2 separate regions of the Mus musculus genome follow, and region 1 is linked to region 2. The links are chromatin contacts, found by Hi-C in ENCODE. All regions are on one chromosome and are shown on one strand. The core of a region is the stretch at or near the end of the contact, and the rest is flanking DNA. Distances in the headings are between cores, read along the strand shown.

The links. A loop is a pair of places that touch in the nucleus more often than their neighbours do.
Region 1: a loop to region 2 is called in a map of v-Abl transformed pro-B cells, with 2.7 times the contacts of the local background. The contact joins the promoter of Stra8 here to the enhancer-like site in region 2. A Hi-C loop is called at or near these places in 5 of 37 maps with a recorded cell type or tissue (CH12.LX, heart and v-Abl transformed pro-B cells).

The regions. Positions count from the first base shown.
Region 1 is chr6:34,919,649-34,922,498 of GRCm38, forward strand. It overlaps Stra8 (stimulated by retinoic acid gene 8), which reads left to right and starts at 1,300. Exons shown (of 9, transcript NM_009292.2): 1 at 1,300-1,406.
Region 2 is chr6:34,749,532-34,752,631 of GRCm38, forward strand. The region is part of intron 5 of Cald1 (caldesmon 1); the gene reads left to right. Among named protein-coding and RNA genes, the nearest start is that of Gm38787, 18 kb to the left of the region's middle. Within about 2 kb of position 1,445, at least 1 of the 3 ENCODE cell types and tissues checked has a DNase peak (open chromatin) inside an H3K27ac peak, as active enhancers do; it is heart, where a contact is called at or near this core.

The sequences.
Region 1 (2,850 bases), core at 50-2,549, 170 kb after region 2:
CACTCTTTTCTGTATCGGTCTGGCAATTCACTACAGTGTCTTACAAAGCTCCAGCTCCTTTAGCCAGCCATATCCCTGATAGTTTAGAGGGGAGCTGGTAACTGGGTCCCCACTGGTCCCCACTCCTGTACCTTAAGCATCAGATCTGTTTTCTGTCAGGAGCAAGAGCCTCATTTCTAAGCTCAGGTTAGCCACCAACTTCATTTTTTTTTTCTTTCTGGGCTACCTGATTGCTGCGACTACAGCTATGATCCACCATTCCCACTGAACAGTTTTCATTTTGTTTAAAATCCACAATCTACCAAAACCATTTGAAAGATGACACCAGGACTCGCTAGAGTCAAATTTAAGGTACCCTGTTGCATACTTTAGAAAGGGGCTCCTTTCTAGCCAGTCACAGTCACCGTGAGGTAGATCCCGGATTGGAATCCAACTTCTGGTGCTACCAAAGTCGTGGCTGCAGCTGCTACCTCAAGTGACCTCCGTTTAACCTCTGTGGAGGGGCGGGGGCGAGGATGGTGAAGCAGCTCACCTCAGGTCAGACTGCAGGAGGCACCCTCCCTCCTATTCACAGGCTGAGCCTCTCCCCTTCCAAGGGGCTTTTGCTTGCTTTCCTTTCTCTACAAGAGTGCGCTCCTAGTGTGCCAGTTTGATATGGTGGCGCTCGTAGTGTGCCAAACTGATGTGGTGGTGTCAGGACCATTGCAGATATCTCAAGATGCGAGGGAAAAAAGTGGTTTAAAGATAATAGCACATCTGATTTGAGGCGGAAAATGAGTTGTAGTCCCTCAACCTGGAGAAAACTTGTTGCTTACTACAAACAACTCAACACATCCTCTCTCTCTCTCTCTTTTCTTCTCTGCATTTTAAGTCCACCTTTAAGGTTCTCTTCTCTGCTTTTTTAGTTGGGAATCCCCTATTCCCCTCTCCTATTTTGTACCTATTCCCTCTCACATCTTCATTTTTCTCTTTCTTTTCCTTGAAACAGGGGACTGCTACTGGGACCTTGAAGATGGCTCCTCTATATCTCAAGAGAAAGTTATAGGTGGCATTGCCCTGGTTGAGGGGTGTAAGAACTGGCGCTAGCCGCCTGGATGGGGTGAAAAGGTCATCTTGCTCCTTCCACACCCTCTTGCAACCTGTGGCAAGTTGTTACAATGTTTTCACCAATGTCCACGCTCCCCATTGGCGCCCCACCATGCATCCCCATTGGTCATGGTGGCAGTGACAGGGCTGTGATTGGTTCGCAGCCTGGGGTACCAGGTCAGTTTTTTACCTGAGGCAAGAGCCTCTCTTCTTATTCTGCGACGGGCAGTCGTGAGTGACTGACTCGTCAGGGCTTCGTGCAGTTTCCTGCGTGTTCCACAAGTGTCGAAGGTGCATGGTTCACCGTGGTGGCCTTAAAGGTAAGTACTCTCCTACCGTTTGTGTTCTGAGAGTAAAAGTGGGTGCTTGTGAATGCATGCCCTGTCAGTGGATATTTAATCTGTTTGCACAAGTTTGTGTGTATGTGTGTGTGTGTGTGTGTGTGTGTGTGTCACCGGCGACTTAAGTGCGTGTGGGTCACCCGTGACTCCTAGAGTGTATGGGGAGGGTCAGCCGCGACTCCTAGAGTGTGTATGTGTATCGCCGTAACTCCCAGAGAGTGTGTGGGTCAGCCGCGACTCCTAGAGCTTCTGTGTGGATCACCTGTGACTCCTTGAACTTGTGTGAGGGTCATCTGCGACTCCTAGAGCGTGCGTGGGGATCACCCGGGACTCCTAGAGCTTGCGTGGGGATCACCCGGGACTCCTAGAGCATGCGTGGAGATCACCCGGGACTCCTAGAGCGTGCGTGGGGATCACCCGGGACTCCTAGAGCGTGCGTGGGGATCACCCGGGACTCCTAGAGCTTGCGTGGGGATCACCCGGGACTCCTAGAGCGTGCGTGGGGATCACCCGGGACTCCTAGAGCGTGCGTGGGGATCACCCGGGACTCCTAGAGCTTGCGTGGGGATCACCCGGGACTCCTAGAGCGTGCGTGGGGATCACCCGGGACTCCTAGAGCGTGCGTGGGGATCACCCGGGACTCCTAGAGCGTGCGTGGGGATCACCCGGGACTCCTAGAGCGTGTGTGTAGGGGTTACCCGGGACTCCTAGAGAGTGTGTAAGTCACCAGTGACTGCTAGATTGTGCTTGTGGATCAACCACGACTCCTAGAGAAGGGGGTGTTACCCGCTACTCCTAGAGGATGTGTGTGGGTCACCTGCGACTCCTAGAGGATCCGTGCATCACCCGCGACTCCTAGAAAACGTGTGGTGGTCAGCTGCGACCCCTACAGCATTTGTGGGTCACTTGAGACTCCTAGAGAACGGGGGGGGGGGGAAGGGAGTGGAGAGCGGAGTCAGGGGGGAAGTCACCTGCGACTCCTAGAGGATCTGTGCTGTGTGTCCTCCTCGACTCCTAGAGCATGCATGTGTGGGTCACTTGCGACTCCTAGAGGATGTGTGGGTCACTTGCGACTCCTAGAGGATGTGTGGTTCACTTGCGACTCCTAGAGGATGTGTGGGTCACTTGCAGCTCCTAGAGGATGGGGCGGGGGTCACCAGCGACTCCTAGAGGATCTGTGCATCACCCGCGACTCCTAGAGGATGTGTGTGTGTGGGGGGGGGGTCACTTGCGACTCCTTCGGGTCACTTGAGACTCCTAGAGAATGGGGGGGGGTCACTTGCGACACCTAGAGGATGCGTGTGGGGGTCACCAGCGACTCCTAGATGATGTGTGGGAGTTGCCTACGGCTCCTAAAGGATCTGTATGTCACCTGCGACTCCTAGAGTATGGGGGGGGTCACCCCGACTCCTCGAGGATGTGT
Region 2 (3,100 bases), core at 195-2,694:
GACAAAGCTGTCTCAGAACCAAACTCAAATAGTGTCAGACACGGGAAGAAAGCGTGAGATCTGCAACTCAGTGGTGAAATGTGGGCAGAGGGCTTCAGTAAATACCCTCTGCTGATGTGAAAGTTCATTTAGGCCAGAGAGTGATTCACTTTTAATGGCCAAAGCATCCCACGCCTCCATCTGAGTCAGAGGAGGCTCATCCTCAGTCATCCCTCTGCCTCTTCTCAGATAAGGGAAAGTCCATGGTATCAGTCAGACACCCCAGGGAATAGCTGCTTTCCAGTCCCTTTCCCAGTGTCCCTTTCCCAGTTTGCCGAACAGCACATTCCAGGGCTCAGAACTTCCGGCTCCTTTTTTATACCAGGCTAGATAATCACCTCCAATCAGCCTTTTCAAAAGATCAATTTTAAGATCTTATCATTGTATATAGATAAACTGCGACTGAATGGATAGAGTTCTCCCTTCCCAACTAGCTGGACTGGCGTGTTATATAGGCAATTTAAAATCATTTAGCATGATTCAGACATTTTGAATAACCCTTTCCTATTATGCCCTCCCTTCATTTCTTTTCTTTCTTTCCTTCTTTCCCTTCCTTTTTTCTTTCTTTCCTTCCTCTCCTCTCTTCTCCTCTCCTCTTTCTTCCTTTCTTCCTTTTGTTTGTTCTTTCCTTTTTTCCTTTCCTTCCTTCCTTTCCTTTCTTCTTTCTTTTATCACAAAAGCAAGCAGAAACCTTTCCTGGCAGGATTAGGGATCCATACAACATAAGCAGCTAGGCCAATCGAAAGTGAACACAAACATTCCTCTGCCCTGCTAAGGGAAGCATTTCCCAAAGTCCCTCCAGTGCTTTAAAACACAAACAAATAAACAAATCCCCTGTATTCCTCCACCGCAGCTGAGCTCTGTGGCAGCCATGGAGTGCAGATGATCTCTGACTCTGAGACATAGTTAAGTTTCTGTCTCTCCTCTTCCATTACAAGCTGTCTCTTTTCAGTTCTTCTATTTGGTTTTGTTTTCTTGGCTTTTAACAAAGAGAGAGAGAGAGAGAGAGAGGGAGAGAGAGAGAGAGAGAGAGAGTCAGTCACAGGGTCTTTTGTGACTTCGAATCTAATATTCCTGTCACCCAGGCCCACATGTCCTGAACAGACAGTGTGACCATAGCATGCATGTGCATCCAGGAATTTGGTTAAAGAATGACTCAGGCGCTTTAAGCTGGAGTCTAAGCTCTCTGCTGAAGGTCTAAGTTGTCCATGAGCCAAATTTCAGGAGCAAGGAGCCAGGAGGACATGTGTGGGGTAGAGCAGGGATCCAGATGAGGATTTGGGGATCTGAAGCTCATGAAGGCCTGCAACTGACATCCAAGTCTTGCTGTTATTCTGGAACTTTGTCGTGCAGAGTAGCATGACTCAGAGACTCCCGTCTCAGGCGGGTCCATGTGTTCCCTTGGGCTCCTGAGTTCTCTCCAGCTTAAGGTCACGCCTCCTAAGTTCCCACACCCCCATATGCTCATGCTTTCTACCACTAAGTAGCCCAGCTAAACGGAGTCTCATCCAAACATCTAAGAATCTAGAGGCTGTTTAAAGTACAGCCATGTTATCTGTGAATGAAGAGACCTGCTTGCTCTTTCAACACTTGTGACCACCCAGTGACCTTTCCGCAGAGATCTTTCTTGGTGGTAACATTCCAAGATACCTAAGAGATCTAGTTCCCAGCGACTCAGAAGGCTGTGGGCTTGCCATGAATTTGCCATAGAATCTAATCCACTCTACTCTTTAAACTAAAATTTAAGGATCCCCTGGAGTCTTTTATTTATTTCTCAGGAGAAAATAACTTTCAGTCCAACGCTAGTCATCATTATTACATTAAGAATGTTTCTAAGAAAGTTTTCCCCCTGAGAATATGAGGAGACCACCCACCAAAACCCTTCCCAACAAGTAGAGTGGGAGACTCTTCTTCTCATAGACATCTAATGCTTTTACAAAGCTATTTTAAGGTTTTGTTTTGTCTTTTTTTTTTTTTTGTTTTGTTTTTTTTTTTTTTTTTTTTTGGCCAGTAAATCTGATAATACCTTTTGGGGAAATGAAAATATTTCTGACTTCAAAATAAAAGAAGTGAGTTAAAAGAAATTTACCTAAGCAGTTGCCACCATAAACTGTAAGACTTGACTCAGAATTTGTTTCATGGGTATCCTGGGAATATCTCCCCTCACCTCTATATTTGTATTCCCAGATACATATTAACCAGGGTGTGAACTCTAGGCCATGGTGTCTAGGACTCTATCCAACAGTGACAGGCCAAAATGAAACTAGACTGTCTCCTCCTGCCTTTTCAGTGACTACCAATATGTTCTAAAGGGCAAGGACAGCCACCAAGCATTCTACTCTCTACACTGCTCTACAGGGCCCAAGCCTCCTTCTCTCACTCATAATCATCCAGGGGCCAAGAGGACAATAAGATGGTGGGATGTGGAAAGTGATCACTTCATCTCACTATATCTTGATGAGATTCCCAGAGAAACTGGGTTGGTAACAGCCCTAGAATCAAACGGCCTCCTTGGTCGAAGACAAATCTGCCAGAGAGGACATGGCGGCAGCATTGCAGCTCCCCCTCTTTAGCATCCAAAGGAGAAAATAACTTTCAGACAAACGCAAGTCATCATGATTACATTAAGAATGCTTCTAAGAAAGCTTTGCCTGAGAATATGAGTAGACTGCCCACATGTCCCTTAGTATACATGGACACCCATGTATATCCCGCCTTGTAGGGAAATCAAAGTCTTAACTCACTGGAGCAGTGTTGGTGAGTAGTCCATCCATGGTGATTTAATACCATTTAAGGAAGATTATCAGGCAAAGGGCTATAAAAGGTAGTCCGTAACACTGCCATTCTACCTTGTAAAACATGCCTTTTAGGAGTAAATGTCCAGAGGGTGTCAAGAGTCGCTGGAAAGCAATGAGTGGTCAGGTAAAGAGAGACAGTTATGGACATCCTAGAAGCCTTGTTTTCTCATGGTCTACCTTTCCTCTTCCAAATATTTCTGCTGAGCACTAGCTCTTTACGACTATCTCAGAACAGTGGCGGTCACTCTCTCCTGCTCATGTTT